2 separate regions of the Homo sapiens genome follow, and region 2 is linked to region 1. Evidence: chromatin loops called from intact Hi-C (ENCODE). Cell type or tissue: IMR-90. All regions are shown on one strand. Links, peaks and the distances in the headings refer to the core of each region. The heading gives the core; the rest is flanking DNA.

Region 1 (8,345 bases), core at 326-8,325:
TGTTCTGATCCATGACACAGGACGTTTTCTTCACAATCCCCTTTTTAGAATTTAACTTTTTTAGTATTTAAATTTTAAAATGCATTCAACTAGATGTAATCAGGTTAAAATTAAAGATCTAGGGCTAACCCAAAGAAAAAATATTATAAGCTTTTAAAAGGTCATCCAAAAAGATGTGCAGTGAAGACAAACCATTTAGTCTTGGTGTTGGCAAGGAAGTATATGGATTGATTCTTGCACAATTTCAAATTTTATGAATAGGCTTTATAGCTTGTATTCTAAAACTGTTTGTCTGGAATTTGGAAAGTGTTCTTTCCTAGAGACAGTGTATTGACTGGGCATTAGGGTGTCAGGCTAACCAACAAAAGCTTACTCAATTCGTGAAGTAGAACTGCAGTGTGTGCTGTCAGACCACCTGGGAATAGGAGTCAAGCAGCCTTGAGAGTTAAATGGGAGAATGGGTTTTCCGGTTTCCTAGAGATGGCCTTAAGCAAAAATGTAAAATCTGTGAGATTGGCAGCTGGGTATCCTTCTGCAACTCTCCCTGCTTTCTCTTCCTTCACTCCGTGACTCTCCCCACGCCAACACACATTATCCTTCCCTAAGGCATTCATCCCCAGGCACGTCATCCACCGTGCTATTTTTAAGGATCTATGCTCTTTCATCCCTCAATTTTCAATTTTCTCAGAACATTTGCTAAGAACAAATCAATCAGAACCAAATAAATCTCACTATGGTGTAGAAAACCAACAATTTCTTCATAACTACTTTTTTTACTAAAAAGGGGACTTGTTGACCCAAGTGTATAAGTTTAGGTAAATGATGCAATGATGGCAGCTGGAGGTGTTGGTATGTGGAAGTGTGCACAGCACCAGAGAAGCAGGTCAACTTCCAATTCCCACCATATAGCTTGTGGAGCCTCACATCCTGAACTTTCTGAATTTACGCTGCAGATTCGTATGCTTCAGCACTTGGCTCTGGCTCCAACAGCTCCAGAAAACATGTCATTAATTTTCAAAGCATTTTGTTTTAAAGTAATTAACATTACCTACTGAAACAAACAATGCTAAAATCTCAGTGGAAGTACAAGATACAAGTTTATTTCTGTTCACACAAGGTCCTGTGAAAGTTGGGCAGCTCTTCTCCAACAGGGGAAACAGTTTGCACTGTCATCTCAGAGTCCTCCAATTCCAGCTGTTAAAGAAATACCACAGAAGAGGGACAGACTGGACATGTGACATAGCACTTATCAGCCTATTTTACAGAGGCCAGAGCTCCGTTACAGGTCTGAACCAACTGCAAGGACATCCAGACGTGTAGAGGAGCACATGAATAGCGTGAATATTAATACTTTCTGCCCCACTGTTACTACTGGGCATTTGTTCCTGGGCTAAGCTCTTCATCTTTTTAATGTTTTTTTCCCCACCTGAAACCAGAACTTATTTGAAGTTCCAAAGTTTCTTCTCTTCAGCCCCAATTCAGTGGCATCTATGATGTGTGTGTGTGTGTGTGTGTGTGTGTGTGTGTGTGTGTGTGTGTGTTTACATGCATGCACTTTAACCTGGTTAATGTGTGATGTAATTTATGGCAGTGAAATGACAAGGAAGGAAGGTGGAAGAGACTAGTGGGGTATTTTGAAAGTGGAAATGAGCAATACAGGTAGAAGCAGGAAAAGCCTGGCGGGGTTGTGTGTCTTAGTTCATAAGTCAGGGCTTCTCTCTAGTCCTCATCTGTCTGTTTTAATAGCAGCTTGTTAAAATCACTTATTTTTTTCTCGCTAGATACTTCTTCATCTGATTGTTCAAATACAAATAGTAAGACTAAAAGTTCAGAGTTCAAGATGATTATCTCCAACCCTTTAAATTTTAGGGTGACTATACTGACCAACCCCAAATATTCAGACAACTGTTCACACAGCACAAGATATGTACATCCTTAAGAATTATGAAGAAGGAAGCCACTCCACTTAACTTCCCTTATGTGCTGGTGTAGACTTCCTGGAAGTTTCTATGAATGTCATTTACTTGAGAAATGGAAAGTGAATAGTATCTGATACATTAATGGGTTTACACAGTAGGTTCTGAGTTTAGTTTTACAAATCAGGAAACACTAAGATTTCTGCTTGGAATCTTTAGGATTTCATGACTGCCCTGCTGGGTTTCAGACTTACATGGGGCCTTTTAGCCTCTTAGTTTTGGCCAATTTCTCCCTTTTGGAATGGGAGCATTTACCCAATGCCTGTATCCCCATTGTATCTTTGAAGTAACTAACTTGTTTTTGATTTGATAGTCTGATAGACGGAAGGGATTTGCCTTGTCTCATTTAAGACCATACTTGGATTTTTGAGTTAATGCTGGAAGGAGTTAAGGCTTTGGGAGGCTGTTGGGAAGGCATGATTGTGTTCTGAAATGTGAGATGGACATGAGATTTGAGAGGGGCCAGGGGCAGAATAATATAGTTTGGCTCTGTGTCCCCACTCAAATCTCATGTCAAACTGTAATCCCCAGGTGTTGGAGGAAGCGCTTGGTGGGAGGTGTTTGAATCAAGGGGGCAGACTTCCCCCTTGCTGTTCTCATGATAGTGAGTTGAGTTCTCATGAGATCTGGTTGTTTAAAAGCACATAGCACTTCCCCCTTTTCTCTCTCTCCTGCTGCCATGTGAAGATGCACTTGGTTTCCCTTTGCCTTTCTGCCATGATTGTAAGTTTCCTGAGGCTTCCCAGCCATGCTTCCTGTACAGCCTGCAGCCTGCAGAACTGTGAGCCAATTGAACCTCATTTCTTCATGAATTACCCAGTCTCTGGTAGTCTCAAGTATGCTAATACACTGAGCATTCCTCTAAACTATTTATTATGTCTTCAGTGTGGATTTATGTAGCCCCAATGTTCTTTGAATGTTGAGGCTGCAATTCCTCAAATTGTTTTAAAACTTCTAGATTCACTTTTAAAGCTTGAACATGCTATGCCTTTTGTTTATTTTATCTTCTTTTTCATTGCAATTGTGTTTATTTTTGGGTTTCCAACGATATTTTCCATATAAGCAAAAACAGCTGCATGGTACAAAGAAAATGAAGACAGCAGAGCTGATATTAGAACACAGCAATTGGCCTGGCTTGGGAAAGGAGAGAAAACTACATGTGCATGGGGAAACATTAGCATGGCTTTTTTTTTTTCTGTAGATAATAGGAAAATCTCTCAGCTTCTAGACAAGTCTTAATCAGAGATGTATTAACACTCAGCTTATAAAGTATATGTAACAAGACTTCACTGCCAACATTACATAGACATACTAAACCTGGAAAGATAGAATTTTTATTATGCATTGCAGGTATGCTTCAGTTTAGAATTTTTAGGATACATTCATTTACTTTATTTCACTTGTTCTTTACAACAGTTCATTAGCAGGGAGGGCATGAATTTTTATGCCCATTTAATATTTAAAGCAAATAAAACCAGTGGGCTTAGGCATCTTGCTGGCATCACACTCTCCTTAAATGGTTGAATCAGAAATGGAATCCACTTCTTCTGACACTTAGTCTAATTTTCCTTGTTTTGTAACAGCCTGGAGTTTCCTTCTCACCAAGCTAATAACTCACTACCAGGAAAACCACTCACTTACTGTTTTTTTTGTAGAGATAAAAGTTTGCTCATCGCTAGGGAAAGGCTTTCTCTCGTATCTCATTCCCTTTTCCTGGAAGGGAAAATACTAACTTTTACTCCTCATTGGTGAGTAACTATCATGGAGGGTACACCATAATAGTGAAAGAGGATCCTTGTCATCCTTGACTCACATCTTACATGCAATCCTTAAGCAAATCTCATGGCCATATATCCACAGTCTATTCTAAATGCAACCATTTATCACCACTCCTGCCACTGTACCACTCTGCTTTACATTCTTGTGGTCCCCTGACTGATCTTCCAGAGTCCTTTATTGCTGTAACCTCTCCCAAGTCTGAACTCTCCACAGCCAGCAGACCATGCCCCTCCCCTACTCAAAGCCTTCACAGGCTCTGACCTTCCTCAAAATAAAATGTTCCACAATGTCCTACAAAATATGCCCCTAAGAGCCTTTTTAGTACTTTTTTTTTAACATTCCTTCCTTAGCTTATGTCTTCAGCCCCAGTTGCCTCCTTTCAATCCTTTTAATGTGACTATATTTCCTTGCAAGAAATTTTCTACAGCCTGGGATTCTTTCCTTGCAAATGTGCCTGGCTGCTTTCCTACCTTCAGTTGGTCCAGTCTCATTGCAAAGACACCTCTGCAAAGAGGCATTTGGGACCATTCTATCTCACTAAGAAGCATTCCAACACACATAATCACTTTTTATCCCTCATCATTGCTTATTACATTATAAATATTTCAGTCACTCATTTTCTTTTTCACCAGAATGTAAGCTCTGTGAGTATAGAAACTTTGACAGTCATCATGTTCCCAATGCCTAGAACAGTGTCTGGCATATAATAAGGGTTTAATAAATATTTACTCAGTGGGAAAAATGTTTTAAAAAATGAATGACTCATGGGGTAAGACCACTTGGATCTTAATATAGCTTGACTATTTCTTAGTTAAATAACATTGGGTCCCCTATTTAGGTACTCTTGGCTTCAGTTTTCACATCTGTAAAATGACAATTATAGTGGTCTTTGCCTCATTATTAGTTTACTATGAACATTAAGTATGATTATTCACATACATTGCTTCATAGATGCCTGACTTATAATGGGCTCTCAAAACATCTTGAGAACTGTTGACTCTGCTACCCATGGATAAAATGCATAGTTACAACACAGTTGTGCTCTTCTCAATGGAAATGTGCCCATCCATTTAAGACATGCAATCAATGAAACAAGTGACTCAGCTCTTCATTAAATCTGTCCAGAATCTTGTATTTCAGTTTTTAGACATTGCACAATTGCCCTTCAATAGGAAATGTGACAAAAACATGTTCGGGTTTTATAGACTGCCTTTGCTTTCACTGCCATTGCCAGTAATGTGGTTTTCTTTTTGGAGATCTGGCTAGAGGCTGCTGAAACTTTCATTTCACCTAATTTAATAGTTGGTGCCAGAAGGGCCATGTGTGAGATATTTTGGGAAGAGGTTTTGTGGAAGTGAAATTACACCCATTTGCTTGAGAGGAGGGCTGATCCTGGGCATTAAGCTAGGCATTCTGGGAACAATAGTCCAATGTGCTTCCCTAAGCTCCTGGCTTTATGGGCTTTCTTAGAAAAGTCCAGGATCTCCCCACACTTCTATAGCCTAGTTGTGGCCCTGGGCTGCCCTCTGCTCACTCTGGTGATCCTGCAGACTCATTCTGAGGCTGGGGCTGGATGGCACCTAACCTTTCTTTGCCTAGGCTTTCCCTCTGCTGGAAACACTCACACCATGGGAGTCTCATGTATTTAAGGGGCTGGGGCTGCGCCTAGGGAAATTCTCTAAGTGCAAGCTTCATGGTAGAGAGAGTTAACAGAGGATATCCTTCCTCAGAAACCTCATCACAACAATGTTTGTGGGGAATCAACACAAATGTGTGAGAGAGGACCAGAGCTTGAGGGGTTTATAATCCATTGAGGAAATAGAGTATGACTTTTAAAAGATAATCTACAGATCAAGGTAAAAAATTAGAAGAATCTGATAAATGATATGATAGAAATCTTGCTTCAGGAGACCCAAGGATAGAGGATTCCTGAAGGAAAGGTCTAAGCCACAAGGGGTCCTGTTTGACTTACTTCCACTTAAAGCTAGTGTTTTTTACAGCTGTGGATCAATGATGAGGACAATTCTTGTCAAGATCTCCGAGTTCATCAAAACCCCTTCAGAGGCTTGCAAAACAGACAGATTCCAAGTCCCCACCCTCAGAATTTCTCATTTATAAGATCTGCCATGCAGGACAAACAACTACTATAACCTTCTTCCTCTTCCTCCTCCTCTCCCTCTTCCTCCTTCTCCTTTACATATTGTATTGACATATAATTAACATATATAATATGTACATGTTTTTGGGATTTAGTTCATTGAGTTTTAACAATTTCATGCATACAAAACAAGATATAGAATATTTCCATTACTACAGGTAGTTCCCTTGTCCCTCTTTCAAAAAAATTTTATTTCCTCTAACCTCTACTGCCCTTCCCCTTCAATTTCTGACTTCCAGCCACAGTCTCTTCTTGGATTTTATATAAATGGAGTTATACACTGTATACAGTTTTGCATTTCTGACTTTTGTTCAACATAATATATTTTTTCGTATTTATCCATATTGTTGTGTACTTTAGTAATTCTCTTTTTAATGCTGTCTAATATCTCACTGTTTGGACAAACCACACATTGTTTGTTATTTTCATTTTAATGGGCATTTGGACTGTGATATGGTTTGGCTGTGTCCCCAGCCATATCTCATCTTGAATTGTAATCCTTTATTCCCCATGAGTCGATGGAAGGAAATGTGGGGTTGGAGTCCCCACATAGAGTCCCTACTGGGATACTGCCTAGTGGAGCTGTGAGAAGAGGGCCACCCTCCTCCAGACCTCAGAATGGGAGATACACTGACAGCTTGCACTGTACACCTGGAAAAGCTTCAGGCACTAAACACCTGCCTGTGAAGAAGCTACCCAAGGCTGTGGGAGCCCACTCCTTGCATCAGCATGTCCCAGATGTGAGATGTAGAGTCAAAGGGAATCATTTTGGAGCTTTAAAGTTTAATGACTGCCCTGCTGGATTTCACAGTTGCATGGGGCCTGTAACCCCTTTGTTTCAGCCAATTTCTCCCTTTTGGAATGGGAGCACTTATCCAATGCCTGTATCCCCATTGTATCTTGGAAGTAACTAACTTGCTTTTGATTTTACTGGCTCATAGGCAGGAGGGACCTGTCTTGTCTCTGATGAGACTTTGTACTTGGACTTATGCGTTAATGCTGGAATTGTTGCAGGAAGTCAAGGACCCCAAATGGAGGGACCAGCTGGAGCCGTGGCAAAGGAACATAAATTGTGAAGATTTCATTTTAATGTGGACATTTATCAGTTCCCAAGTAATACTCTTATAATTTCTTATGCCTATCTTACTTTAATGTCTTAATCCTGTTATCTTTTTAAGCTGAGGATGTACGTCACCTCATGACCACTATGATATTTGTGTTAACTGTACAAATTGATTGTAAAACATGTGTGTTTGCACAATATGAAATCAGTGCACCTTGAAAAAGAACAGAATAACAGTGATTTTCAGGGAACAACAGAAGACAACCATAAGGTCTGACTGCCTGCAGGGTCAGGCAAAATAGAGCCATATTTTTCTTCTTGCAGAGAGCCTATAAATGGACGTGCAAGTAAGGAAGATATCACTAAATTCTTTTCCCAGCAAGGAATATTAATAATTAATACCCTAGGGAACAAATGCATTCCTGGGGGGAGGTCTATAAATGGCCGCTCTGGGAGTGTCTGTCTTATGCAGTTGAGATAAGGACTGAAATATGCCTTGGTCTCCTGCAGTATCCTCAGGCTTACTAGGATTGGGAAACTCCACCCTCAAATTGGTAAATTTGAGGTCAGACCGGTTCTCTGCTCTTGAACCCTGTTTTCTGTTGTTTAAGATGTTTATCAAGACATACGTGCACCGCTGAACATAGACCCTTATCAGTAATTCTGCTTTTGCCCTTTGCCTTGTGATCTTTGTTGGACCCTTATCAGGAGTTTGTGATTTTGCTCTTGTCCTGTTTCCTCAGAAGCATGTGATCTTTGTTCTCCTTTTTGCCCTTTGAAGCATGTGACCTTGTGACCTACTACCTGTTCTTGTACCCCCTCCCCTTTTGAAATCCTTAATAAAACTTGCTGATTTTGCAGCTCAGGTGGGCATCATGGTCATGTCACCCCTGGAGGCCCAGCTGTAAAATTCCTCTTTGTACTCTTTCTCTTTATTTCTCAGCCAGCCGACACTTATGGAATATAGAAAGAACCTATGTTGAATATTGGGGGTGGGTTCCCCCAATATGGAATGAGTTAAGACTTTGGGGGACTGTTAGGAAGGCATGATTTTGTTTTGAAATATGAGGACATGAAATTTGTGAGAGGCCAGTGTTGGAATGATGTGATTTGGCAGTACCCCCACCCAAATCTCATTTCAAATTGTAATCCTCGTGTGTTGAGGGAGGGACCTCATGGGAGGTGATTGGATGGAGTTCCCCCATGCTGTTCTCTTTCCTGACGCCATGTGAAGATGGATGTGTTTGCTTCCCCCTCCACCATGATTGTAAGTTTCCTGAGGCCTCCCCATCCCTGTGGAACTGTCAGTCAAGTAAACCTCTTTCCTTTATAAATTACCCAGTCTCAGGTATGTCTTTGTAGCAGTGTG
Region 2 (8,345 bases), core at 22-8,021, 85 kb after region 1:
GTCATTTTCTCTTTAGTGTCAGTCCTTTTCACCTAAGAAAAGATTCCCGACCTGTATATAATCCAGTTTGGTAGCTAGGGCACTGCAACATCTGGACAAATCTTTTCAATTAAAATTTCTTCCCCATCATAATATGTAAAATATGTTTAAAATGTGGTCTGAATTAGGTTCCCTCACTGGTATTTGGTGCATATGTGTACTCCTTTGAGACCCCCTGTAGTAGTCTCCTCTTACCATCCCTTAATCCACTGGGTTTCACCTTCCTCACCCTTCTTGCTTTCCTGCCATCCCTTGAGCTCAGTCTTGCTTGAGTGAAGGCAGTTGTAGGCAAATCAGTACTCTCAGTGTCACTCAGGCATGGTTCTTGATTTTAAGGCACATCCTGGCACCACATAATATTCCGTCTGCCACGTGCTACTTTGAATGGATAGCCTTGAACCTGAGATGCAACCTAATGAAATTGACTGACGTGCTATTCTACATTTATATTTTTCATAGTGCTCTAACCATAGTTAAGAGCAGAGTTTTGGAGTTGAAGCCTCACCTTGACTCTAATTCTGGGCAAGTTATTTAACCTTTCTGGGCATGGTGGCACACCATGAGGATAATGTATAAATAAAATGTGGATAACAATTCATAATTAATCATGAGGTCATTAAGAAATGATAACAATAGCTATTTATCCAGAGATATGTGAGAGGGTGCTGTGCTAAGTGCTTTACATATATTATTTCTAATTCTTAGAATTACATTACATAGAGTATTGTATTCTCATTTTATAGAGGAGGAAATTGAGGTTTAATGTGATTCAGTAATTTACTGAGCTCACCACAGTAAGCAAGATGCAGAACTAGAATCCAATTCCAAGGTTTGGCTAACTCTTAAACTCTAGCATATTTCACTTTGTTCTGCTGGACGCCACTAATGGGAAGGTTTTTCTCCAAAAAAACAAAGAGACACATTTCTCTGTGGCATTTCCTGTTTTCCTTTTTCAAACATCTTTTTAGTTGCAGAAGAGTTGCCAGAATCAAAGACATAATTCATGTGTTGAACTGCTGCAGGCTGGGAAGAAAAATGCATTTTTAATCGTTTAACTCGTTCACTGCGGGTATTTAAGTGCTTCAGGTGAGGTAGAAATAGACATATTTTAATGAGAAGTTGCATTGACTGGACGTTGGTGGGGATGAAGGACATGTGAGACAGGAATGGCAAGATTCTAAGGATCCTAGCCTGCAACATACTAGGTGCTTTTGAAAATGGTAAGAAGGTGAATTTAATTCTTTGGGATCCTGGGGAAAGCGAGTCTCCACAATGGGCTGGAGATTTCCTCAGGGTAGTGTTTCCTGATCTCTTTAAAGTTGGTCCCCTAAGTATTCTTTAAGCCAGCGAACTGTTTGATTCCTCAATCACATTTTTTATATTTGTATTTATTATATTTGTCTGTTTTCCTTATTTTTTCCCTGGAATGTAGTCTTTAAAGACCAGGCAAATGAAATAGTGATTGACACATAGTAAGTGCCCAATAAATACTTGTTGAATAAATATGACAAAAGTCCAAAGAAGATCCCCTACCTATGTGTGGAGATTGAGTTCAGGAACTGCCATACTAAAATCTACATACCTGTTCAGGGATAGCCAGGCAAGATAATAACATGTATAAATGCATTTTCATTAATATTTCCTCTGTACAGTTTTAATTCTAGAAACAGGCTTAGAAATAAGATATGGTATCTCTTACCCACAAATACATGCAGGGAGGAAAGCAGGATTAGATGGGATTGAAGAAATGGGGCTGTGGAAGTTGATGCTCTGACACAGATGGCCAGACAGTCTAAGAGGCAGTGCAAAGATGTGGACAATTTCAGCAAATGTTTTTTTTTTTCCAGTAGGTGCAATTTCATAGGTCTGAAGGAGGTGTAGGATGCATGACACCCAAAGTAAGATACACAGTGGTGTCATCGTGGTGGCTCAACCCAGCAAAGAGCCAAGAGTGTTCCAGTGTTCAAAGGAGAAGACAGGTAAGAAATAGACAACATCAGTTTGCCTTTGAGTTCCTATGGGTCAATAGCACCCTTAGATGGCATATCATACACTAGACTTAACTTTGTAGCCTTTAAATCATGTTATAGAATTTGAGGGACTAGAAAAATATTCGCAAGAATTCACTGAATGATATAAGGCTTATACAAGCATATGTACCTTTTGAGGCAAAACATCCCTCTATATTTTTATCTACAACTATATATGCAGAGAAAAAAAACAGATTGGGAGGAAATATATGAAAATGTTATTAGTGATTATCTCCAGGTGGTTAAATCTCAGGTGGTATATGGTTTCATCTGCATGTTTTCCAAGTCTTCTCTTGTTAACGTGAATTACTTACAGAATAGAAAAAGCAAATATTAGAAAAAAAAAACAGAGGAAGACTCTACTAGGCAAGATAAATCAAAATACATCAGACCGTGCTGGTAATTCTTCTTATGTCTTTTTTTCTTGTCCACTGGATGAACTTTTTTGCTCTCTCTCTGAACTACAGACTGTAGTACATCCTGGGTTGGTTCTTGGCATCTTCCAATAAACCCCTGCTCAGTCAAGATCCTGCTTTGACAAGGTCTAACCTCTTGCTGTTCACAACATGTGACATTTAGTTGTGATGGACATAGAGACCTGGACTTCATTAGAAGAATTTCAGGCAGGAAAATTGAGGCAAATATCACATTTGGAGATATCCTGATATGTTACCAGATATCTCTGATACACCAGTTATCAGAGATCTTAAAGTAGAAATCTTTTACCTAACATCCTTAATGACAACTCCACAGACTTCTACATGTGTGATAAAGAAGATGCTGAGATATGGTAAAAATGTGAGAAACAAAATACTGAATGTATTGGTTTATTTCTAAGATTATAATGGCTGCTTTAGAATTATGGATGAGATTAGAGCTGAAGTTTTTTGTGGAGCTGGAAAAGACAAAGACAGAGTAACCCATATCTAATTCTTCCCATTGTCGGCCTCTGGTTGTCCTTCACTCTTATTTTCCCAATTATATCTACCCTTTCTACCTCACAAGAAAGCCTATTTGTCACATTTTCCCTTCAATCATAATATACAAGTTCTTTATTTTATTCTTTGCCAGGTAACTGATTAGGCTCTTTTTTTTACATGAATCCAAGTTGAGGTGTTGATAGCTGATAACGACTAGATGTGTGAGATGTGTTAAAATGTGTGCTGATAACATTGACATTTGTTCAGTGACCTTCAGAATCTTAAGTCTAGTGGGAATTTAAGACACCATGAGGTGCTGTAAGATAAAAAGTGTAAGAGCAAAAGGGTCTTTCATAACCCCAGATAATATAGACAGCTGTCTAATTGAGCTTAACATTTGGCCAATTCTTATTTTCAGAGCAAATTGTCTGGAATCAATCATGTTTACCTCTGATTTCTGTGCAATACCTAATATTTAAAACTTAAATTTAAAAAATTGTAACTACTTATTTCAGAAAACTTTTGATGTTGGATTTCAAAGATAGTCTGATCTTTTTTTATATAGTTCCATTAAGATGATTGTTATGTACTCTCTCCATCAAAAGAATTGAACATCAATGGTAGCCGTAACATGGTATATTTGTATATTCAATTCTGTATCCTTTTGCAAGTTAGTCAAGGATAGAGAAGTTAAGTTGCTTGAAAAAAAATACTATAAAACTCTGTGACAAAAACACTGATTATTTCTAAAAGGTCAATTGAAATGGACTGATTATGCTTTGTCATTAAGTGGCCCTTAACCTATACTGTGCTGCTCTTAATTTCCTTGGTGTGGCCTTGTGTTTGTGAAATTCACATTTAGAGTTCTGATTAGATTTTTTTTTTTGCATTAAGAAGAGAGAAAGACAACCACTTTTTCCTTCCAATCATTTGTGCATTTTTTTCTTTTTTTCCTGCTTTGCCTTTAGTTGAACTGTTTGCCTATATCATTTTATTTTAATGCATATATCAACTTTTGCTTTATTGTCCTCTTAAGACACATGGCAAGTAGGAGATTTTTTTTATTTGGCTATCTGATTGTAATTCAGAGGTGTGTGTGTGTGTGTGTGTGTGTGTGTGTGTGTGTGTGTGTTTGAAGTTTAAGAAAGTTTAAAAACAACTTCCACCATGAGATCAGTTGTAAGACATTGTGGAAAATCACTTAATTTCTGTATCTGCCTTCTCATCTAAAAATTAAGAATAACAGTGTGTTTTTGTATTTTGAAAAGTGATTGTAAAGTTCACAATGAAATAGTTAAAAGAGGTTTTAAAAGTATAAAGTACTGCTTAAATATAAGAAAAATGCTACTTATATTGCTTTGATTTTTTTGTATTTCTGCTTTATAAATTGCATATTTTAAAGATAAGTATGTTACTCAAATTTCCTGTTTTTCTTTATTTTTATTGAGATAATATCTAAAGATAAAATATCTACATAAAAATATCATAATGATATACATAGACATACAAATATTTTTCCTTTTTTTTAATTTAGTGTAAGATTTCCATTTTGATTCTCAGTGAGTAATAATCTTAAATTTGGCAATTTGATTAACATACATACACTTTGTATTTATAAAATTATGGTGAAGAACTTAAGGTTTGCTCATTAACGTGAAATAATACAAGCTATGATTAGACAGTGACAATTCTGTTTTGCCATATGGTTAGGAGACAACAGAACTTAAACTTTGAGGAGCTAAATAAGTAAAACAGATTGTTCTGCCATTGGACAAAAGTCTCTACAAAAATTTGACAATTGTGCAAACTGAAAAAAATATTCATCATGATTTTACAGTCAACAATTTTAAGATTTTTTTTCTTGTGATGCTATGCTTCAATTCGTATATTATGCTGATCAGGTTAGCATCAATCTTTTTAAGTAAGACATTCTGTGCTGGATAATCCCTGTACAGTTTTTGAGGCCATTTAAAATGAGTAAATAAGTAAAGAATTTGTGGTCTATGGGATTGTAGAAACAATTTTGAGCAATTTTGTGCTACAAATATTAGAAGAATATATATTGGTAAATACTATATTAATGGAAAAAAGAACTCACATTTTGCAAGAGACTTAAAATAATTAAACGAGCTCTTTGACTAATGCTAACCCCTGTAATAAATCTGTCATTTTTTTCCCGGAACCTTGCAGTTGCATGGAATTTCTACAGTCTCTGCAAATGCGACCTTATTTGGGCAGATATTTTTAAATGTTTGCCAGAAAGTAAACAGGAAGCAAATCTGAAAGTAATTTGGAAAAGTCAGGAAGATACTCTCCTTCCAAGAATCTAACTCAGTTACCACTGCTCTCCTTGCTTCTATTTAATACTCAGATAGCTTTTTGTTTAAAGAACCAGGTGACAACTGTAAGTTAAGTGGATTTCAGCACCTTCCGGACACCTCAAAATAAATCACCCAGATTCTTCTCTCCCTCCTGCAGCACCACCCCCCCCCCATTTAATGAAGAGTTGTATATGCTGCAAGAGACTATTTGATCATTGAAGAGAGACAAAATGTTCTGCTTTTCAGCACATTTTAATCCACAGCTGGTGCACAGATTGGCAGAGAGTATATGTTAGTTTTAGCTGTGAATTTTTTCAAGTTGAGGTTGCCTATATTTAGATCGCTGGAGTTTTAGGATTGCTGAAAGTAAATGTTTGAATGAGAAAAATATTGACTGGAGGAAAATACTGTTTAATAGAGGTGTTGATTTTGACCAGCCTAAAATATGCTCATGTTGGATGAACATTTGTAATAGGAGAAATAAAATTGTGGGTATTACTGGGAAGGCACATTTATTCAATTACCATGCACTAAAGATAAACTAAGGTGTTTAATTTGGTGTCTAAAGGGTACTTGACTCCTTTGGAGAAAAAAAATGCTTTTGTAGGTTCATTTCAGAAAGCAAAGTATTGAACTTTAGAGATAGAGAAGCCAACACACAACCTAATTCACACTTTTAAAGTTAATTTTTCAAATCATCAAAATCCTAAAGTAATTACTATTGATTCTTGGACTACCTTGCAAAACAGGCAGTTCATCCACAGGAGATAATGCAATGTTGATATGTTATTTCTTCCTGAACTGACTGAATTCATTCAACAAATATTTATTAAGCACCTGTGAAGTGCCAGGCAATGTGCCAAGCACCGAGGATGTTTTAATTTAACTTTGATTGTTACTGCTCTGTGAGATGTAAATAAACACAATAGATTGTTTTAAACCCTGATTCTATTCTATTATATGCTTTTTAAAATAACATGGGTGAATTTATTTCTTAAGATTTGAGTGCTTTTTTAGCCAGAATGTTATTTCATTAGTTTTAATGGTAGATTTACCTAGTAGCTCAAATAATTCAGAATGTGTAGGTTTTACTCAAACCTTACCTTTGTTCAGTATGAGATGCATAGAATATGGACTCAAAGTAACAGAAACTATAGCATTATATGACTTTTTCTTTCCAAATCTCTCTCACACATAAAGTAAGCTGAAGAAAGTTAGTTCTAGTATAAAAAAGGATAACTGTTTTAAATAAGAATTATTGTTTCAAAATGAGTGTAGAGGAATGAATTGGGTTGTTGGGTGTTGGAGACCTCTACTTTAATTTAAACAAGATAAATCATTTTTAGTTCATTTATTTGTATTTTATCACCAGGTCAGGAATTATACTCTAAGTTAAACTGCATAGAGAGGGGGAAATTGGAAGTATATATTCAAAATATTTACCATGTACATTATCTGTGAATTAAAAAAACACCTCAACTATGACTTTGTCTTAGGGAAGTGATTGAAGATATAACACTATATGTACAAGGAGAGTCATAATTATGTCATTTGTAATACTGAAAAATGGATATAAACTAAATATATATTATAAAATATTTCTTAAATAAATTACAGTACAACATAGAGGCCGGGTGTGGTGGCTCATACCTGTAATCCCAGCACTTTGGAAGGCTGAGGCAGGTGGATCATGAGGTCAAGAGAGCAAGACCATCCTGGCCAACATGGTGAGACCTCATCTCTACTAAAAATATAAAAATTAGCTGGGCATGGTGATGCGCCCCTGTAGTCCCAGCTACTTGGGAGGCTGAGGCAGGAGAATTGCTTGAACTCAGGAGGCAGAGGTTGCAGTGAGCCAAGATTGCACCACTGCACTCCAGCCTGGAGACAGAGCGAGACTCCATCTCAAAAAGAAATAAATAAAATAAAATAAATTATAGTACAACATAGACTGAACATGATGGCATGCTAAGTGACCATAAAAATGGTTTTCTTAATAATGTATCATGGCTGGGCACGGTGGCTCACACCTGTAATCCCAGCACTTTGGGAGGCTGAGGCGGGCAGATCACGAGGTTAGGAGATCGAGACCATCCTGGCTAACACGGTGAAACCCTGTCTCTACTAAAAATACAAAAAATGAGCCGTGCATGGTGGCAGGCAACTGTAGTCCCAGCTACTCAGGAGGCTGAGGCAGGAGAATGGCATGAACCGGGGAGGCGGAGGTTACAGTGAGCGGAGATTGTGCCACTGCACTCCAGCCTGGGTGACAGAGCAAGACTCCGTCTCAAAAAAGAAAAAATAAATAAATACAAATAAATAATGTATCATGAATATGCTTCTATTGAGTTCCACTGAAACTGCTTTTATTAAGATCACCAGAAAGCTTCACAGAGCAAACTGGAGGGGCCTTCCTTTGCTGCACTCATCTCACTTGACTTTTCTGTAGGAATCTTGTATCTAGCTGACCACACTGTCCCCTTTGAAACACCTTGTTGAACTTGTGACAACACACTTTCTTAGTTCTTTCTCCTCTGCGCTAAATGCTCCAGGGATCTCCATTTTTCATCCACACTTTTTACCTAAGTAACTGCATACATCTAATAATGCTACATACTAGTTATAGATCAGCGCTTCACACGTATGTATTCACAAACTTGACTTTTGCCTAATACTTCACAAATATATTCAACAACCAGTAGATAGCTCTATGTAGATATCTGAAAGAAATTTAAAACACAACTCTGCTAAACTAAAACCTTGATTTTTTTTACCTCTCCAACTCTATTGTCTCCAATTTCTAAAAGTTAGTATATTCCATTATTATTCACTAATTTTTTCAAGTAAAAAACTAAAAATTATCTTTGACTTTTTTCTTTCTATCCAATCCCTCATCACACCCATTCCATCAGCAGGCTTGCTTACCTAATACTATATAATATCACAAACAGAGAATAGACAGTCTAGCCGGGCGCGGTGGCTCACGCCTGTAATCTCAACGCTTTGGGAGGCCAAGGCGGGCGGATTGCCTGAGG

Evidence for each region. Peaks named below come from ENCODE experiments on the same cell type or tissue, not always from the same donor. Only the 100,000 strongest peaks of a DNase experiment are listed, where the experiment ranks them.
Region 2: it touches region 1 in a loop (2.2-fold over the local background); 3 of 110 quality-filtered maps call a loop at or near these places.

What each region holds. Positions count from the first base shown.
Region 1 is chr2:147,022,341-147,030,685 of GRCh38, reverse strand. No RefSeq gene overlaps it. Among named protein-coding and RNA genes, the nearest start is that of LINC01911, 190 kb to the right of the region's middle. In IMR-90, for the core only: no CTCF peak of the experiment used is centred there; a DNase peak (open chromatin) is centred at 3,815; H3K27ac peaks cover 1,245 bases.
Region 2 is chr2:146,937,373-146,945,717 of GRCh38, reverse strand. It overlaps LOC107985824 (a long non-coding RNA gene), which reads left to right. Exons shown (of 3, transcript XR_001739217.2): 2 at 1,887-2,018. Among named protein-coding and RNA genes, the nearest start is that of LINC01911, 100 kb to the right of the region's middle. RefSeq lists an enhancer at 383-552. In IMR-90, for the core only: no CTCF peak of the experiment used is centred there; no DNase peak of the experiment used is centred there; H3K27ac peaks cover 576 bases.